5 separate regions of the Homo sapiens genome follow, and all the other regions are linked to region 1. A link is a contact called in ENCODE Hi-C or POLR2A ChIA-PET data. All regions are on one chromosome and are shown on one strand. The core of a region is the stretch at or near the end of the contact, and the rest is flanking DNA. Distances in the headings are between cores, read along the strand shown.

Region 1 (3,619 bases), core at 515-3,014:
TGCCTGGTACACAATGCCAGGTAGAGCTACCTCTTAAACTCTGCACTATCATGGCTGAAGAATGCTGACGTTTACTGAAAGTTTAAGCCTTTAACAAATAGCTCATTTAATCCTCACAATAATGAGAAGACCTGTCGGCAGCAATATTCTCATTTTATAATGAGAAAAACCACAGGGAAATTAGTAATAATCACGGTGTGTAAAAAAATGGCCTTGGGAGATTCGAACCTAGGGAGTCAGATGGACCCTGGACCTCCATGCTAACCCTAAAGGTACCAGGAAAAAAAAAAACAAAAGCCAAAATAATCCCTAAGTGAAAAACAATGATTATAAAACACTAATAGACACTGTAGCCTACATACATATAAAGGCTATTTTAAAAAGTTAACCACTGAAGGATGTTTATTCTTTCGTATCATATTTCAGTTTTTTTTTGTTGTTGTTGTTTTATTTTTTTGAGACGGAGTCTCGCTATATCGCCCAGGCTGGAGTGCAATGGTGCGATCTGGGCTCACTACAACCTCCGCCTCCTGGGTTCAAGCGATTCTCCTGCCTCAGCCTCCCGAGTAGCTGGGATTACAGGCGCACCACCACGCCCAGCTAATTTATTTTTTATTTTCATTCATTTATTTATTTTTTTGAGATGGAGTCTTGCTCTGTCGCCAGGCTGGAGTGCAGTGGCACAATCTGGGCTTACTGCAACCTCCGCCTCCTGGGTTCAAGCGATTCTCCTGCTTCAGCCTCCCGCGTACCTGGAATTACAGCCGTGCGCCACCACGCCCGGCTAAATTTTGTATTTTTAGTAGAGATGGGGTTTCGCCATGTTGGCCAGTGTGGTCTGGAACTCTTGACCTCAGTTACTCCGCCCGCCTCGGCCTCCTAAAGTGCTGGGATTACAGGCGTGAACCACCGCGCCCGGCCCACTTTCAGTTTTTAACCACTGTTTCTCAATTGGAAGACACATCCTTTCCTTTCCGTTACCAATTGCTGGTAAAATCCGATTCAAAATTCTAGTGGAAAAACAACAGCAACAACAACACAAAAAACGCTAACCCTATGAACCCCCAATGTCAAAATGATCTATCGCCAAAAACTCTTCAGCGTCTAGAAAGTTTAGCTATTGGATTTACGCGTTCCTATCTCTCCTTCCAAAAATAACAACTCGTAGCTCTTTCAAGTTATTCTACTTAGTCTCATCTTATCATTTCTGTAGGAAAGTGATTAATACCCTTTTTTTCATGACATTGCCTCTAAGGCCCCAAGAACCACACAGGAGAGGGGAGCTGCCGCCTTGGAGACTTCGGGTGGGGGCAGAGCGCCGCGCCGAGGTGGAGGTAGGAGCCCCGAGGGCACAGCGGGAAGGAAGGCGGAGGAGGCTGCCGGGAGCTCGGCCTCCGAGCAATCCCCCGCCTCGCTGGGCTTCCATGCTTGCTAAAGGGTCGAGATGAACGGGCAAGGGAGAGAGAGGGCGAGGAAAAATAAAAAAGAGAGGGGCGAGTGGGACGAGGGGCCCGGGAGCAGCCGCGGCCGCGTTACCTCAGAGCCCAGAGGCCTGGGGGAGGGGCCCTCGGCGCTGCCGCGGACTCCGGGGCTCCCGGCGGGCAGGTCCTGCAGGGCCGCGGAGCGAGAAGGCTGATGTCTCGGGTGTCTCGGGGAGTTCTCCCGACGTCGCCTGCTGTTTGTCAGTCGCCAGCTGTGACACGGTAGCGGGCCGGGTCACGCTGCCCCCGGCCGCCAGGCGGGTTGCGGGAGGGGTCGCGGTGCCGCCTCTCCAGGTCCGGTCTGGCCCACATCACTGGGGCCGGGGGTTTATTGTTCCGGAGAGCCACAGGCACGGTCGGCCTGGACCCGCCGGGCAGTGTTCCGCTCTGCCCGTCCCGGCCTGGGGTCAAGCCAACAGCTGCAAGGCACGCCGACTGGCGGCAGATCGGTGGCCCGTGTGTGTCTCTTTAAGGGGCCGGGCCTGCGAAGCTGAGGGGCGGGTGGGGTGTGCGTCGCTCCCGGTGTGAGGGTGAGAGGGAGAGAGCGGCTGGCGGGCGTCCGAGGGAGGGAGGGAGCGACGAGCGAGGTAGCGACGCGGGCCGCCCCTGCCGCCGCCGCCGCCGCCGCCGCCGCCGCCGCGGTCGGACCTGCGGCCTCCTCCCCTCCCCTCCCCCGCGTCGCCCTGCTGCGGGGAGGGGGCTCGCGTCGCCGTCTCCAGCCGCTCCCGATGAAGCAGCTGCAGCCGCAGCCGCCTCCGAAGATGGGGGATTTCTACGACCCGGAGCACCCGACCCCTGAGTAAGTATCAGCTCCGCGGCCCCCCGCTGCTGTCGGCCGCCTTATCCCCAGCCGAGGGCGGCGCGTCCTGACGGGTGGCGGCGCGGGCCGGCGCGAGGAGTAACAGGCCCACGGTGGCCTCGCGCGGTCGGTGTCGGGAGCAGGCCCGCGCCGCCACTTCGAGCCGCTTGGCCGGGGCCGCAGCAGGCCCGCGGTTGGGCCCGGCGTTGGCGCCGCTGCTCGTGTCGCGGCGGCGGTTGGGCCGGGCCGGTGGGGGAGGGGCGGCCACGGTCCCTACGGTTACCGCCGTGTCCGCACCGACCCGGCCATCCCGGGGCTCGGCGGTCCTCTCGGGCTCCTCGTGGCTCGTCCGGGCCCCGCTGCTAGCCAAAGGGCAGAGTCGGAGGAGCTGCCGGTGCCGGGCCCGGCAAGAGGGCGCCGGTGAGGGTAGGCCGCGAATCCCCGGGCTCGGGTGGAAGCTCGACCCGTCGCCCGACCTCCCCGCGACGGCGGCGCCTCGGACCGGAAGGGCCTAGCGCGGGTTGCCTGGCCCCCGGGCCGTGGAGGGGCCCGCGCTGCACTCCTGAGTTTGATTTTTTCCTCCTGGGAACTCGATCCTGGCCTTGCAGTGCTTCCGGATTCACATTGTGCACCTTTGGCACTTGGGTTTTGTAATGGCGAGGTTTGTGTGGTCCCGTTGTTGAGGTGACACCGGGTTTGTTTTTCCGCTTGAAAATGAAAGCCTCCTGAGGGACATACATTTTCTTGCAGGTTGTGAGATTTTCACACTTTCGGACACAATTTTCTTGGTAACAGGAATCTCTTACCCTAAACGGATGACTTTCTATTTCTTGTGAAGACTTGGTTAAAAACCAAGAATCGTTTGAGGATTCTCTAAAGAAGACAATGTTGTGGAAAACCGACACACAGTTTTGCCCAATAGTAATTTTTCAGTCTAGGACACCTTTACATTTCTCTTGAGGTCTGAATCTGCTGCTGTATCTGCTATCTCAGAAAGCCTGGAGTCACTTCTTTCCCTGAACCCTCACGAGACCATTGTTTTGAAAAGCCGTTCTTAAACACCGTTTGCTGGTGTTAGACCTAGGAATATACTATTGATTTAAAACTTATCGGTTGATAGGGGTTTCACATGAAACTGTCAAACTTTTATGACCAGGATGATTCCAAGAGCTTTGCTGTTTTGACACATTTTACCTTAGGTTTGCTCTGGCTCGTTTTTGAATCCCTTGCCACATCTTCTCACATTGGTCCAGAAATGTCTGGATCTTAATTGATAGTTTTGATTGCAACACAAACGGATTCTGTTGAGGTGTTGGTCATTTCTGCACAACAAGATAAA
Region 2 (3,619 bases), core at 623-3,122, 470 kb after region 1:
AGCCCCAGGGATGCCTGGTGGCCCACACCCATGCTCTAGGGGACCCATAGATCCTCTAAACCGTGCTCATCCCTGAAGGAGCCCCTTGAACCCACCATACCCCTCCTCTCAGAGTCCCACATAACCCCGAGAAGGAGGCGCAGGTAAGATATTTCACCAGCAGGGGCACTACGTTACAGAGAGGCCACACACTGCCTGTGATCACACAGCAAGAGGAAAGCAGCACAAGGCCCCATACCAGCTCTTCCAGAATGTACCGCTACCTCCCACTGCCCCACAGGCACAAAGGATCCCCACAGGGAAGACCTTGGAGGCCTGTTTAGAACCTGAAGCCTCAGTTCATTCCACCTGCTGGGGCGGTGGCTCTGCCAGGCTGTGCTGTAGACTCAGGGAGCCAAGTGCCCCAGCAGACAGTCCCGCAGGCCAACAGGGCTGTGAAGGGGAGTGGGGGCCAAGGTCCGGAGCCTGGGGGTGGAGGGCATGGGGAGGGGAGGCTTTCCCAGAGGGCCAGAGGGACACCTCACCAGAAGCCTCCTTGAGGTAGCCCCCACCCACCAACACAGCAACACCTCTAGCAGGCAGGGACCAGAGGAGCAAGGCCTTTGGGAGTGGAGCCCCTCAGGCAGCAGGGGGTGCAGAAGGGGGCAAGAAAACAAGGCTGGAAAAGGGGAGGCCAGAGCTAGGGCGGGCTTTGGCAATGTGGGGAGGGATGGAGAAGCAGGAAGGGGCGGCTCTGCAGGATTGGGACCCAGGAGGAGAGCAATGTGGGGCAAAAGGGTGAGGTCACTGGGACCTGCAGTCACTCAGACAAGGGTCCCAGGCTGGAAACCCTCCAAGGGGTGATGTGCAGCTTGGCAGACAGTAAACTCCCACCTCGCAACAACCCAAGGGAGCCAGGGGATGAGCTTGGCAGGCCCCAGGCCCCTACTTACCTCCACTGGGGGTCTCTTCAGCCTGGCAGGTTGGGGGATGCCTCCCACCTCCTCAGTAGGGGGCTGAGTAGGGGGCTGGTGGGCCACCCTTTCTGCTCTTCCACGGCCGCCTTGGACCCTGAGCCTCCCCCTCACTGGAACCTGAGTGCCACTGAGAGCAATGGGTGACTAACCTGGTGGCCAGAGGGGGAATCAGGCTGCTGACGGGGGGCTTCTTTGTTACAGGTTTGAACTAAGTTCCCTCCCGCTCCCGGGGGGTCTGTCCCAGATAAGTCTTCAGCCACCCTTTCCAAGGTCTCAGGCCTTCGCACAAAGCACACGCGGCCGGCTTCATGCTCTACTAGGCCTGTTGAGACTCAGGAGTGGGGAGGAAAGGGGACTTCCCCAAGGTCGCACAGGAGGGGCGGCCGGCCGTGGACACCCAGCCCAGGGGGCCGCAGGGCGCCTCAGTATACCCCTCTACAGGCTCCAAGTTCCACGAACCCACACAGCGCTCCGCGTGTGCTGGCTTCTGTGACTCAGGGCAGACCCGGGAGGTCACGGGGCTGCACCACAGGCTCGCAGAGCGACTGACTGGCGGGGCGAGGTGGTGGCACGGCGGCCTCGGAGCCTTGCAGGGGAAGCGGGGCGCGAGAGGCGAGCCTGAGTGTGCGCGTGGGTGCGTAGGGGGCGGAGGGGTCAAGACTCCCACTTTTCCTCCCCGCGCCGGGTCCCAGGGGCCTCCGGATCCCGGGGGACGCCAGAGGGAGGCCTCAGGAGAGGCTTGGGGCGGCGGGACGGATCAATACCGCGCGCCAGCTCCTCGGTGGCCCGCCCGTGGCCCCCGCAACTCCAGAGCAACACCCGGAGGCGGGGCGGGGCGGGGCTGGGCGAAGGGGGCGGGGCTGGCAGGGGGCGGGACTGGCAGGGGGCAGGGTGGGGGTGCGAGCGAGGAGCCGCACAGGCAGTCCCGGCGCGGGGCAACCACAGCGCTCAGGTAAGGGCGCGACGAAGGGCGCGCGTCTGCGGACGGGTGTCTGCGCTCCACGCTTAGCTCGTCCAGGTGGGGGCTCCCGCCTCCTCGGCTGCTGCGGTCCCCGCCCAGCTCCTTGGTCCCGGCGGCAGTCATCCCCCGGCCGTCCGAGTCCCTCGTAAGATACCCCGCTCACAGCGTCGTCCTCCCTGCCTGGCTGCTAGCCTGCTTGGGTTCGGGGCAGCGCCCCGGGCCTGACCTGAGCCGTGGTGGCAGGGCCACGGGGCCCCAGCCAGCAGGAGAGACTGCCAGGAGGAGGTGACGCCGGCTGGTTAGGGCGGAAGGGCCCGACCCGGGATTCCAGGAGGTGGCCTTTTCGCATGGGAGCGGCATGGCAAATGCCTGGCGGCCGGAACAGGAGCTCGGGTCTGGGAAACTCCAGCGACTGAGTGTGTGCCTGGGCAGGGAGAGGAAGGGAAGCTGGGACATATGCGACAGCAGGGAGGGGTGCTTGTCTAGGACAAGAGGCTTGTAGCCATGGTGGGGCCGAGGAAGGGTGCAGCGGGGAGAGGCGAGCATGAGACTGAGGGATCAGGTGTGACAGTTCAGCGCCCCCTCCCTGGGGCAGTGCGTGTCTCTACTCTCCCCCACTGGGCACCAGACAACGAAGGGGCTGCCACGGCAGCCCATGAAAAAGCCTCCACAGCAGGCAGAACTTCCCTGCCTGTTCAGACCAGGAAATACCAGAGTGAGTGAGTGTCACGACAAGGTGTGTCAGGGGCCTAAGGAGCCAGGCCTGGGAGAGGACAGGGAAGGCCCCAGTGACCCTGCCCGGGAGGGACCTAGCGTGGACAGAGGCCAGGAATGCAGAGGAGAGACCAGGTCTGGCTACTGGTTAGAGCGCCACAGGGGCAGCCGCTGACTCACCTGGGCACGCCGTGACTGGCCAGTTCTGTCCTCACCCTGCCCCACCCCACCGCACCCCGTGGTGAGCATCAGGGCTGCCTGAGGACAGCTGTGAGGCAGGGCCCGTCAGGATCTTGCTCTGTGCCTCAGGTGAGTTGCCCACCCTCTCTGAGCCATCTAGCTAGGTGAACCTGGTGGGCTGGAGCCAGAAGTCTGGGTCTGAGCCCTGCACAAGTTCTACACAAGGGTCTCTGGACCCTCCCATTGTTCCTGGGCCTCAGTTTCCCCATCTGTACATTAGGCACAGCCTGTCACTAAGGAACCTTTGAACTGGAGGGAGGGAGAGGGTGAGGAAGCTATGCCCTTGACTGGAAGGGGGAAGGTTAGGGATGGGACAGGGGTTGGGGAGGGGGGTACTCCTGCAGGATCCTCCTCATATTAAGGTTCAGCACCTCCTCCTCCTGCCCTGCAAACGTGCACACTCATGCACATTCACGCTGCCTCACCCCTGCACTTACACTCTCCTCATCACTTCCAGGATGAAGCCCCAGACTCCCTAGCCTGGGAGCTGGGTCCCTCAGGGTCACCTAACCAGAATCCCAGCTTCCACTGCGGCCTTCCCCCAACCCACTGCCTCACCAGCCATGCTTAACTTCTGCCCGTTCCTCTGGGTGGTGTGACTCAGTTTCCCAGGGTTATAGATCCCTTTGGGGCCACAGATGTGGAAGACTCCCAGATTAACAGTTGCCAACTTGAGTCTGGAGGACTCACCCCCGGAGTCATAGGCTGCTTTGTGGGGTGGGGAGTCTAAGGACCAGATCCCCACACC
Region 3 (3,619 bases), core at 812-3,311, 410 kb before region 1:
GGTTGCAGTGAGTCAATATCACACCATTGCACTCTAGTCTGGGTGACAGAGTGAGACTCTGTCTCAACAAAAAAAAAAAATTCCAAATTGAAGGAAGCGTTAGCAGACTTCATCTCCAGGAAAGGGAAGAAGAAGATACTTAAATAATTAACAAAATATATTTAAAATGAGTGGGAGAACTTCCTCCATTAAACCCTGTTGAAAATGTGTGAGTGGTTGTCATGCCCCAGACATCAAGGAACCCATCCATGAGGTCTTCCCACACAGACTGGCCTCAGGAAGGGAAGGAGGAGGTAGGCCGCTCTGACAGCCACAACCCGAGTTGAGGAAACAAGCAAAGGAACACAGAGAGTCTACATACAGTAAAAGGTGACAGGAGTTAAGCTGCACACAAGGGAAGCAGAGATGGGTTGGAGGCAGTTAAGGGTGCGTTGCTGCCTCTGTGGCTGAGGTGAGTGCAAAGCCCTACATGGTCCCCTGTTTAGAGAAGGCTATTGTTTCAAACATATTTTACTTGGTCCCCGGAGGCAGCATGAAACTATGAAAGAAAGAGCCTTACCCCTTTTTTCAAGGCTCTCCAGACCACAGTTCTGGGATGGGTGTGGGTGGTTGCCATTCGTTCATTTATGCCTGTCTGATATGGAGCCTCCCTCTGTTACCAGCCCTGTGCACTCAAGTGCCTTGCAGTCCAGTGAGGAATAACTGTAGATAAGATGAGATGATGGGCATTAAGTGTAACTGCTGAGAAGCCTTCATAGAGGGAAAGGTGATAAGAACTGAGTTTTTCTGGCATGAGGAGTTTACCAGGCAGGAGAGGTGGAGACGCTAGGCTAGGCAAATAGGCTGCAGCCATAGTTCTGCTGAGAAACAGGTTTTGAACCAAGGCAACTCCATCTGGAGATATGTATCAGAAAGATTAGGAGATAGAATCTCCATCTTGGTCACTTATTTGGTCTTCTAAGACAGCAATGGGACCGTCTCTTAAATACTGGAGTTGTCCTATCTCCTTGGGCTGATACCCTGAACTGTCATTTGGGTGAGTAACACATTAAGGGGTAGACGGTCGGTTTGGGGGAATAAACTAAGTAACTAGGTTGCGGTTCCTCCTGCCGACTAAGCAGACCTCCTGGTGCGTGGTCTTGGGTTGCCCTGTGAGCCCTGAAGCTGTGAATGGGCCCCACAGATCACTCTAAAGCCAAGCATCCATGTGTGCCCGGCTGGGGATCTAGACCCCCCTGGTCTACCCAGGAACCTGAGTTTTGGTGGTCTGAGACACCTGGGGGACGACGTATCCCGGAGAAGGGACCAGGATTAAAGGCCGCTCCCCAGGCTGCCCGGAGACTAGAAGGAAGGCGAGGTAGCCGCAGTCCCAGGGAGGGTCTTACCCCTTGCTCCCGGGATGCGTTATGGCGGGCCTGGCTGTGCGAGATCTAGGCTAGTGGCTTTGGCTGCGAACGGATTAGATCTGATCCGATTAGAGCCTGGGCGGTCGGCTTCGCCCCCTTGCCAGGCTCTGCCAACGCCCGCCCCTCCCTCGTGGAGACCCGGAGACCTCCCTGAGAGCCTTCCCGCCCGGAACACGGGATTGGTGCAGAATCCGAGAGGCTCCATGCGCCCCGGGCCTGGCTTGTTTCCACAGTGGGGGCTCGTGCTTCCGCCCCCTGCGGCTCTTCTGGACCCCGCCCCGACCCTGCGGGTAACTGGGCCCGCGACGTCCCCGCCTCCGTGCTTGCCGCGTGGCGGGTGGGTTCCTCCGGGTCGGGGCCCCGTGCCGCCTGTTCACCTGGGGCGGGACCGTGGCCCCATCCCACAGGTCTCCCGCCCGTGCACCTGCCGCCTAACGCCGCGCGCCGCGCCGTGCGCCTGCCTCGCGCTCCCCGTCCGCCTGCCCCGCACTCCCCGTCCGTGTGTCTCCTAGTCCCCAGCGAGGGGTCTGTCTGTTCCCCTGGCAGGCTGACCAAGGGGCCGGCGTCACCGCTACGTGCGGCGGGGCCGGCGCGGCGGGCGGGGTGAGGGCGGCGCTGAGCGCAGCGGCGGCAGCGGCGGCGCGGGAGGCGGGGAGGCGCGGCGCGCCGGGGACAGCGGCGGACGGCGGCGGCGGCGGCATGCGGCTCCTCGCGCTGCCCATCGTGGGCTGAGGCGGCCGCAGAACCGGCGGGAGGCGCGGCGGCCGGGCGAGCCGAGGGCGCAGCCAGCCGGGCGGACCGCGGACAGCGGTCGGGGCGCCGCGCCATGGGGCGAGCCGGGGGCGGGGGCCCGGGCCGGGGGCCGCCGCCACTGCTGCTGTTTCTGGGGGCCGCGCTGGTCCTGGCCTCTGGGGCCGTGCCGGGTAGGTATGACTGCGCCCGGGACCCCCGCGGCCCTCGTGCCCCACCCAGGGCAGGGGTCCCGCTGGCGGCGGGGACAGGTGGAGCTGTGAGCTGTGGCAAGGGGGCGGGGCACCGCCTGGCCGCGGCCGGGCGGCGGAATGGTCCCAGGAGGTGGTGGGGGTCCGGGAAAGGCCGACCCGCGTGGGGGCCGACCCCGGTTGGGGTAGCCGGGACCCAAGCGCGCGGGCCGCGGTGCGGACTGGGGGCGGGGCCGGGGGCGGGGCCGGGGCGGGGCCGGGGCGGGGCCTGAGGGTGAGACTTCGGGGCGGGACCTGGAGCTGAGGGCGGGAGCCAGTGGACGCGGCTCAGGGTGGGTTCCCGAGGGTGAGACTTATGGGTGGGCCGAGCTGGGGGCCGCCCTGGCCTGGCTCTTCAGACGGCGGGGCAGGTCGGGCGGGGCCGAGCCGCGAGGCGTTGGGCGGGGTGTGATCCTCGTCTTGGGGGCAGACTCCGGGACGGGGCTTAGAGGTACCGGGTGGCTGGGGTCACACTGGGGCGGTGGGGTCTGAGGGTGGCGAGGTCTGGGTTGACCAGGTCTAGGCGAGCGGGCCTGACCGGGGCGGGCCGGGGCTCCAGGGCTCCTCAGCGCGCCGCCCTGACGTCCCGCCCCTTGCCCTCCCGCCCGCAGCGCGTGAGGCGGGCAGCGCGGTTGAGGCCGAAGAGCTGGTGAAGGGCAGCCCGGCGTGGGAGCCGCCTGCCAACGACACGCGGGAAGAAGCCGGCCCACCAGCGGCTGGGGAAGATGAGGCGTCGTGGACGGCGCCCGGTGGCGAGCTGGCCGGGCCAGAAGAGGTGCTGCAGGAGTCGGCTGCGGTGACCGGCACCGCCTGGCTGGAAGCTGACAGCCCAGGCCTGGGAGGAGTGACCGCAGAGGCGGGCAGCGGCGATGCCCAGGCCCTTCCAGCTACGCTCCAGGCTCCCCACGAGGTCCTCGGGCAGTCAATCATGCCCCCTGCCATTCCTGAGGCTACAGAGGCCAGCGGGCCACCCTCCCCCACCCCCGGCGACAAGCTGAGCCCAGCTTCTGAACTCCCCAAGGAGAGCCCCTTGGAGGTTTGGCTGAACCTGGGGGGCAGCACACCCGACCCTCAAGGGCCAGAGCTGACTTACCCATTTCAGGGCACCCTGGAGCCCCAACCGGCATCAGATATCATTGACATCGACTACTTCGAAGGACTGGATGGTGAGGGTCGTGGCGCAGATCTGGGGAGCTTCCCAGGGTCACCAGGAACCTCAGAGAACCACCCTGA
Region 4 (3,619 bases), core at 383-2,882, 320 kb after region 1:
AGTTTAGGCACCCTGTGGTGGAGTGGTCAGGATAGGGTGTCCTCTCTATCTCACAGGTGGGGACATGGAGGACCCAAGCTCCTGGCAAGTTCAGCCCCACCAGCCCTCTGCAATCCTGTGCTTTGGGCCCAGGGGAAATAGCTGGTAAGGAGGGGTGAAAGACTCATGTGTGCCATCCTGCAGGCAAGGTCACTGTCTCAGAGCCATGGCCCAGCTGTAGGGTGAAGGGAGGAGGATGGGAGCATGACAGCCCTGTGAGCCCAGGCGGGAAGGCTGGCAGGTGCTGCATGGCCTGGGCTACCTCCCATAGTTCCCAGTGCAGCTGGGTGACATCTACCCGAAGCTGGGATAGTAGGTCCCTGAGGCGAGTGCCCAAGGTGAGGACTGGCCTGATGGGTGGAGGGAACCTTGGATGCTCCGAAGCACCCACTCCAGCCCAGCTCCCCCCCCGGTGTCTGGTGATCAATATCACTACAGTGCCCATATCCCCACCTTGGCTCCGGTCCTTGGGAGTGCTGGGGTTCTGAGGCCCTTCACACAGGGCGGTACCCTCAGGGCCCATCACAAGGTGCTGGGGCCGCTAAGGTTCAAGGTTCAGTGACCTCCAGCCTTCCTGTTCCCAGCCCCTGGCAGAGGGAAGGGGCATCTCACCAAGAAGCCTTTTCAAGCCTTGCCACTGCCTCACAGCCTGCTGGTGGGCTCTCCCAACTAGGATTCCAAGAGCAGGAGTGCTTTCCTTGGGTGTGCTTCCAGGTGTGAGCCTGTGTCCAGGTATGTGTTCCTGTTTCCGTGTGGGCTGTGAGTGTCTCTGTTAGCCAATACCCTGGTGTGAGGGGTTCCTTTCTCCTTCCTGAAGGAGAAGATGCCTGGGCTCCTTGGGGGGAGTGTGAGGGGGGCAGTGACCAGGAAAAGTATGTGTGTGTCTGGGGAGGTGGGCCCTGGGCCCTGCCAGACACCTGGGCTGGTTGGTCCAGAGCTTCTGCATCCACTCAGGGACACAGGCCCCGGGTGGGAGCCAAGCCCCAGTTTGTGCACTGGCCAGCCCTCCTTGTCCTCTGCCCTCAGCTGCTGATTTTTGTAAAACGAGGAGTGTGTGTTGGGAGGTGTGCAACTTATCACACGCACAGTGTTTTCCCTTCGGGACACACACACCCTCGCAAGCCACCACACACGGTGACACCAGCGACGCATGCTGGTGGCCGGCTCCCAGGGCTCAGCCTCCCTCGGCGACGCGCCAGTGATACACACTCCCGCCTCTCCCACTCCCACCCACATCCCGGGAGGAGCGGCCGCTCCTCTGTGCTCCTCCGGCCCGGCCCTCGGCGCGGCGTTTCTGTGTTCTGTTCCCTTCACAGCCGCGTGGAAACCGCAGCGGGGCGGGCCGGGATGAGCTCACGCCGCCGCCCGCCAGGCCGCCAACCCTAACTCGCTCCAGATGCAGGGCGGCCTGTGCTGGCGCGGAGAGTGGCGGGGTGGGCCGGGGCCTGGGCCGGGGCCGGGGGAGGCATGGCCCACTCGCGCCCCCTGCAGGGGAGGCCTCCGCAGATCTCCTGGAGGCGGGGGCTGCAGGCTCTGGGCACAGGGGCGCGGGTGGCGGCTGCCTACCCCGGAAGAGGAGGGACTTATCGCCATGAGCCTGCTTTTTCTCAGGCCTTGCCCACTGCCTGAGATTTGTCCCCGGGCCGGGGTGGGGGGTGCAGCTGTGGAGGTCACAGTCCACAACCCCTCCCTGGTCGGCGCAGCCTCGAGGTGTTGTGGGACCATCCCCTCCCGGGCCGGTGCCCGCCCCTCACACAGGCTGCCTTTGCTAGCCCCCACCCGCGACTGCCGGACTGGGGCTGTCCCCTCCACTTCCTCTCCCCGCAGCTCCCGGGACACCCTGACCAGGTACTGCAGCTCAAGCCTCCCGCCTCAGGGCCCTGGCCAGGCCCTGCCCACTCTTGTTCCTTTTGGAACAAACACTCCAGTTTCTACTGGGAAAGCAGCGGGGGCCTGACCACCGCCTGTTTTTAATAAGGAGCTGGTATTTCCCCGAAATCGCCAGCTGTGGCTGACCTCATGGGGATGACGGCTGGCCCTGGGCCAGGGGGCAGGAGCCGGCTCCCGTGTGAGCCCCTGGCCTGCAGACAGACGCGCAGGGAGGAGGCGCTGGCTTCTCGTCCCATCTCAGCCGTTGGCTCATCCAAAACTCTGTCTATCTGTTTGACTGCTGTGTTGTGTACCCTGGGTCGATACCCTGCCAGCCCCCGCACCCCAGCCCTGCCCAGGGCCCTGGGTTCAAGCCCCGCTTTACTCCTGCCTCGTGTGATCTTGGCAAATTGCTTAACCTCTCGCCACTCATTTCCTCCACTGTAGGGTTGAGACTGTTGTGGGGATTAGAGAGGGAACACTGTGGGGAGGGTCGGTGGATTCCAGGAACGTTTCTAGACGGCAGGGGGAGGGGGGTCTCAGGAGCTGAGGCGCCAGAGATCAGGCCCTGGGCTTCCTGGGTGGGGCATTGTGGGAGGAGGGGGAGCTTGGGAAATTGTCAGCCTTGGGGGAGACAGGGACAGCACAGAGGTTCCAGCAGAATGAGAGTGCTTCGTAAGGGATCAGCACGGTGGGGGGTCGGGGGGAGGCTGTGGGCACCAAAAGGTTGGGGAGGGTGTCAGCAAAGGCTTTCTAGAGGATGGGCGCTTAGGTGGAATGTGGCGGCGTTGGTGGGGTGGGGGGTCTCAGGGTGGGAGCAGAATCCTAAGGCAACAGCCTGGACGCTGGAACAAGTGAAGGGGTGGAATGGGGGGAACAGAATGGAGGAGAGTAGAAGCAGGCAGTCGGGTTCAGGATATCTTAGGGGGACTCTGCCTGAGGCACTGTGGAGAGTCCAGAAGTCCCATCTGTAATTGAGGGACAAAGATTGAGGGAACCAGAGGGGGACACAGGCTCCAGTAGCAGAGAGGGAGACCAGCAGCCCCAGAAGGAGCAGGGAAACCAGGAGAGGAGATGCAGTAGACAGGGAGGCAGGCGGCTGGATACAGATAGTGGCTGGGAGATTTTGCTTGCTCTGGTGCCTGCACCTTTCAGATGCTTGAGGCTCCTCGTGAAGGTAACAACTATAACTACAATAAGGAATAAGGGTGACTAATATTTATTGAGCACTTAGTGTGTGCTAGGCAGTGCACTAAGCACTTACAGGTATCAATGTGTTCTATCTCCACTTCATTTCTATTTATTTATTTCTTTATTTTTCCTAACTGCTAGGCTATATAGGATCTATTTATTTATTAATTCACTCACTGATTCATTCATTCATTTAACAGATGTTTATCGAGTGCCAGACATGTTTCAGGTGCTGGGAATACAGCAATAAGCAAGACAGACAAAAAAATCTGCCCACATAAAGTTTACAAGAGGAAGAATTTATGAAAGAGGAAGATACCCAATGTATTAGGTTGGTGCAAAAGTAATTGCGATTTTCACCATTGAAAGTAGTCGTAAAAATCTTTGCCCCAGAAAACGTAATATGTGTGAGAAAAATACATAGTATGTTAGACTGTGCGAAGTACTATGGGAAAAATTAAAGGAGGATAAGGAGGATTTGGAAGGATGGGGGACACAGTTTTTGAGGGTGTCCTAGGAA
Region 5 (3,619 bases), core at 533-3,032, 260 kb before region 1:
GAGGAAGAACGCAGCCAGGTCCTCTACCCGCCGAGTGCTTCTGCCATGTGGTTGATGGGCACACTGTCATGCTGGCCCGTGCAGACCAGACAAGAACCACATGCGGAGGTTGGATGTGGTTGTTGTGGGTGGCACTTGGCTTTCCTTGTGGATTTTCTCATCTCCACACTCTGCTTCTTCCCTCTTTTGATGATTATAGCTCTCCTCTGCACCCTCCAGGCTGTGAACACCCGTTCCCCGTAGCAGCTGTGTGGTGGTGATGGCCCCTTAAAGTCTGGGCATTAGCAGGACCCTGAGGGTTGGGGTGCTTTGGTGGAATGGCTCCTTCAAAGGGCTGGGGGGCCTTGCCATGCCTCTGCCACTCCGAGGCCCATGAGGTTGTGTGAGTCATGTCGCAGAGTGGCCATGTGTTGCCCTGTGCCCTGTTGCTGCCCTCTGCAGGCCTAAGCAGCGAGAGCTGGTCCATCATGAAGAACATGGCCACGGAGCTGGGCATCATCCTCATCGGCTACTTCACCCTAGTGCCCGCCATCCAGGTAAGGCCCCAAGGCCTGCCACCTGGATGAGCATGGAAGCAACTGCTGTGCTCCCCAGCTGTGCAGCCATGGGCAGGGTGCTCCCCTCTTCAGCACAGGCATCCTTGCTTCTGAGGTGGGACCTCTTTGCCTGGCAAGCAGATCACTACAGCACCCAGATGGCCCCTGGCATGCCTGGCTCAGAAGTGCTCAGCAAACCCTGGCTGGGTTCCCAGATTGAGCACCTAGCCAGGCAGACTCTGCCCTTGACCCTGTCTTCCTACCCCTCCCTGCCTGCTTCCCTTTCAGCCAAGTGGCAGGAGGAGGCTGCAAGGGCATGGCAGGAGCTGGGGACTGGCTGTGCAGTTTGTCACACCTGTTTCCCATTTTTGAGGGAGAAGCACCGTGGGGTTCCTAGACCCTTCCTCCGGTCTCCTCCCTTGGCCCTGGCCTGTGCCGCAGTCGCCAGACGCATGGCCTTGCCTGGCCTGACCAGTGGGAGGGCCACCACCCATTGCCCAGAGTGACCCTGCTCTTGGCAAAGTGCCCTCACTCAGCTGTGGGCTGTGAGCAGAGGTGGAGGTGGCCCTGCACTGAGCTGGAACCCCAGACTGATGCCAGCCATTCCAGAAGGAGTTGCAGGAAGGGGAGGATGCCATCTTTTCTCGCCCGTCTTTCCCCCAGGGCTGGCAGGCCAGCTGAGGGATGGGGGTGAGCAGAGAACAGATGGGCTGTGGGCTGCTTCTCCTGGAAAAACAGTAGTATCTGCAGGATAGGGTACAGTCTTGGGACGTTAGAGCTGAGACAACCACTGTGCCACTATCTGCACTCCATGGTCTTACCCCAGATCGGAGTAGCACTGTGGTGATGTGCTAGAGGTCTCAACACCGACATCTCAGAAAATTTTGTCTGCTGACAGAGCTTGGGGAGCAGAGAGCTCACCCTTTTTCAGTTTTAGAGAATTAATCCCTCTCTCTCTCTCTTCATTGTTCCGGGGCAGTTGCTGGCTGGGAACCTTTCTGAGAGCCCCTGAATCAGGCCTGGGCTCTAGCTGGGTTGGTGATGCATGAGCAGGGCGGGGGCTCAGTGGGGAAGGACTTTTTGGGGAGCAGGCTGGTGGGGCTTAGAGGTTTCCGGGTTGGATCAGGCCTTCAGTCCCCTCTAGAGGGACCGGAAGATTCAGGGAAGGTACTTCCCCTTCCCTTTCAGCCCTTTCTGAAGAAAGTGTGAGGGTTTCTTCTGCCCCCTGGTGGAGACGGGGTGAGCTGCTGCTGGTATGTGAGCTGAGGACCAACCAGCATCTCTCATCTCTGCTGTGCCCTGCCTGCTGCTGCCCTGCCGGTTATGAGGTGGCTGCAGTCCGGGTACTGCTCCTCTTGGGCTGGGACAGTGAGGTCACGGCACCCCCCCATCCCCATGTGCTCTGATTCCAGGAGTTCTGTCTCTTTGCTGTCGTGGGGCTGGTGTCTGACTTCTTCCTTCAGATGCTGTTTTTCACCACTGTCCTGTCCATTGACATTCGCCGGATGGAGGTAGGAGTGGGCTGAGCCCTGCCCTGCCCGCCTCCTCAGCCCTGGCTGTACTGAGGGAGTCCTGGGTGAGAAGGGTGTAGACCTCGGGCAGGACAGCGGTCCTGTGCGAGCAGCCTCTGGATGGTGGACTCAGGCCCTGACCACTGTGCCCCCAACAGCTAGCAGACCTGAACAAGCGACTGCCCCCTGAGGCCTGCCTGCCCTCAGCCAAGCCAGTGGGACAGCCAACGCGCTACGAGCGGCAGCTGGCTGTGAGGCCGTCCACACCCCACACCATCACGTTGCAGCCGTCTTCCTTCCGAAACCTGCGGCTCCCCAAGAGGCTGCGTGTTGTCTACTTCCTGGCCCGCACCCGCCTGGCACAGCGCCTCATCATGGTACCTGCCACCCCTGCCCTGCCCTGCCCTCTTCTGGAGGGCCGGTGCTCCAGGCCCCTTGTGGTGCTGCACTTGGCCTTAGAGTGGCAAAGGGTATTCCTCAGGCCCTGGTGGCCCCTGGAAGCCTGGCTCTGGGGAGTTGCCCGTTGTGTCCTCCCTGCCCAGACCCTAGTGGCTTCTGAGGAGATAAGCCTGTGGGAGAAGCAGCTCCAGGGTTCTCAGGTACAGGAGCCATCCTCTCCCCAGAGTGGCCCAGGACAGGAGCCTGTTAGTTGAGTGCTCTGGGATGGACCCACTTGTGGCCACCACATTGCCCTGGGTCGGGTTCATCGGCCGCTGCATGGTGTGCAGACACTGGAAAGTGCTGGGCAAAATCATTCACCAGCCGGGCTGGGCTGGCCTTGGGGCAGCAGTGCCTCTTCCAGGGAGCTGAACTGAGATGGGAGGAAGGCTGAGGCCCCCTGGGACTAGGACCTCTGGGGGACTCTGGAGCAGGTCAGGTTGCTGGCCCTCTGACCGTAGGAATGGTAGCAGCTTTCTGGCTCCAGCTGAGGTGGAGCTTAGGGGTGGGGACATTCTGTGTCAAACCTCAGGGTGCTTCAGTGTATTTCCAGGCCAAGAAACTCAGCCCCTAACTGTGGAAAGGCAAGCAGGCCCCTCCAGCAGCAAGTGTTGGCAGGTGTTAGCAGGAGGACTTGGAGAGGCAGGAGAAAAGGACGCAGTGGGGCCTGTGTCCTCTCTCCATCCCCAGGCCTGAGGTCCCTGTGCTGCTTCCTCTCAGCATGAGGGCTGAAGCTGCTGGGGGTTGGGGCCCATTCCTCCCACTGAGTACCCCCTGCCCCACTGCAGGCTGGCACCGTTGTCTGGATTGGCATCCTGGTATACACAGACCCAGCAGGGCTGCGCAACTACCTCGCTGCCCAGGTGACGGAACAGAGCCCATTGGGTGAGGGAGCCCTGGCTCCCATGCCCGTGCCTAGTGGCATGCTGCCCCCCAGCCACCCGGACCCTGCCTTCTCCATCTTCCCACCTGATGCCCCTAAGCTACCTGAGAACCAGACGTCGCCAGGCGAGTCACCTGAGCGTGGAGGTCCAGCAGAGGTTGTCCATGACAGCCCAGTCCCAGAGGTAACCTGGGGGCCTGAGGATGAGGAACTTTGGAGGAAATTGTCCTTCCGCCACTGGCCGACGCTCT

What was found. Hi-C counts contacts between places; a loop is a spot of excess contacts on that map. ChIA-PET counts read pairs that join two places held with the same protein, here RNA polymerase II (POLR2A). Pooled maps may share reads with other maps.
Region 2: a loop to region 1 is called in a map of CD4-positive, alpha-beta T cell, with 2.5 times the contacts of the local background. The contact joins the promoter of ALS2CL here to the promoter of KIF9-AS1 in region 1. A Hi-C loop is called at or near these places in 3 of 168 maps with a recorded cell type or tissue (CD4-positive, alpha-beta T cell, chondrocyte and heart left ventricle) and 11 of 50 pooled maps. POLR2A ChIA-PET finds 5 or more read pairs at or near these places in 5 of 52 experiments (GM10248, MCF 10A, WTC11 and 2 more).
Region 3: a loop to region 1 is called in a pooled map, with 5 times the contacts of the local background. The contact joins the promoter of CSPG5 here to the promoter of KIF9-AS1 in region 1. A Hi-C loop is called at or near these places in 4 of 50 pooled maps.
Region 4: a pooled map shows a loop between it and region 1 (15-fold over the local background). The contact joins the enhancer-like site here to the promoter of KIF9-AS1 in region 1. A Hi-C loop is called at or near these places in 1 of 37 single-sample maps with no recorded cell type and 7 of 50 pooled maps. POLR2A ChIA-PET finds 5 or more read pairs at or near these places in 1 of 52 experiments (activated CD4-positive, alpha-beta T cell).
Region 5: a loop to region 1 is called in a map of naive thymus-derived CD4-positive, alpha-beta T cell, with 17 times the contacts of the local background. The contact joins the enhancer-like site here to the promoter of KIF9-AS1 in region 1. A Hi-C loop is called at or near these places in 1 of 168 maps with a recorded cell type or tissue (naive thymus-derived CD4-positive, alpha-beta T cell) and 7 of 50 pooled maps. POLR2A ChIA-PET finds 5 or more read pairs at or near these places in 5 of 52 experiments (CD4-positive, alpha-beta T cell, CD8-positive, alpha-beta memory T cell, H1 and 2 more).

What each region holds. Positions count from the first base shown.
Region 1 is chr3:47,162,515-47,166,133 of GRCh38, reverse strand. It overlaps KIF9-AS1 (KIF9 antisense RNA 1), which reads right to left and starts at 1,764. Exons shown (of 7, transcript NR_033373.1): 1 at 1,537-1,764. It overlaps SETD2 (SET domain containing 2, histone lysine methyltransferase), which reads left to right and starts at 2,021. Exons shown (of 21, transcript NM_014159.7): 1 at 2,021-2,280. The coding sequence starts at 2,210. RefSeq lists silencers at 1,519-1,568, 1,619-2,368, 2,419-2,728.
Region 2 is chr3:46,691,932-46,695,550 of GRCh38, reverse strand. It overlaps ALS2CL (ALS2 C-terminal like), which reads left to right and starts at 1,872. Exons shown (of 26, transcript NM_147129.5): 1 at 1,872-1,908. It also overlaps a transcript of TMIE not described here. RefSeq lists enhancers at 146-935, 2,517-3,308 and silencers at 1,568-1,647, 1,798-2,047, 1,778-2,072.
Region 3 is chr3:47,577,307-47,580,925 of GRCh38, reverse strand. CSPG5 (chondroitin sulfate proteoglycan 5) reads left to right here and starts at 2,061. Exons shown (of 5, transcript NM_006574.4): 1 at 2,061-2,329; 2 at 2,998-3,619. The coding sequence starts at 2,233. RefSeq lists an enhancer at 732-1,436 and silencers at 2,561-2,610, 2,651-2,710, 2,761-2,850.
Region 4 is chr3:46,843,949-46,847,567 of GRCh38, reverse strand. No RefSeq gene overlaps it. Among named protein-coding and RNA genes, the nearest start is that of MYL3, 18 kb to the left of the region's middle. RefSeq lists an enhancer at 576-1,309 and silencers at 1,402-1,681, 1,732-1,831. Within about 2 kb of position 1,632, at least 32 of the 41 ENCODE cell types and tissues checked have a DNase peak (open chromatin) inside an H3K27ac peak, as active enhancers do.
Region 5 is chr3:47,419,359-47,422,977 of GRCh38, reverse strand. It overlaps SCAP (SREBF chaperone), which reads left to right. Exons shown (of 23, transcript NM_012235.4): 10 at 442-536; 11 at 1,949-2,047; 12 at 2,206-2,424; 13 at 3,274-3,619. Among named protein-coding and RNA genes, the nearest start is that of PTPN23-DT, 40 kb to the right of the region's middle. RefSeq lists an enhancer at 1,417-1,466. Within about 2 kb of position 1,782, at least 22 of the 41 ENCODE cell types and tissues checked have a DNase peak (open chromatin) inside an H3K27ac peak, as active enhancers do.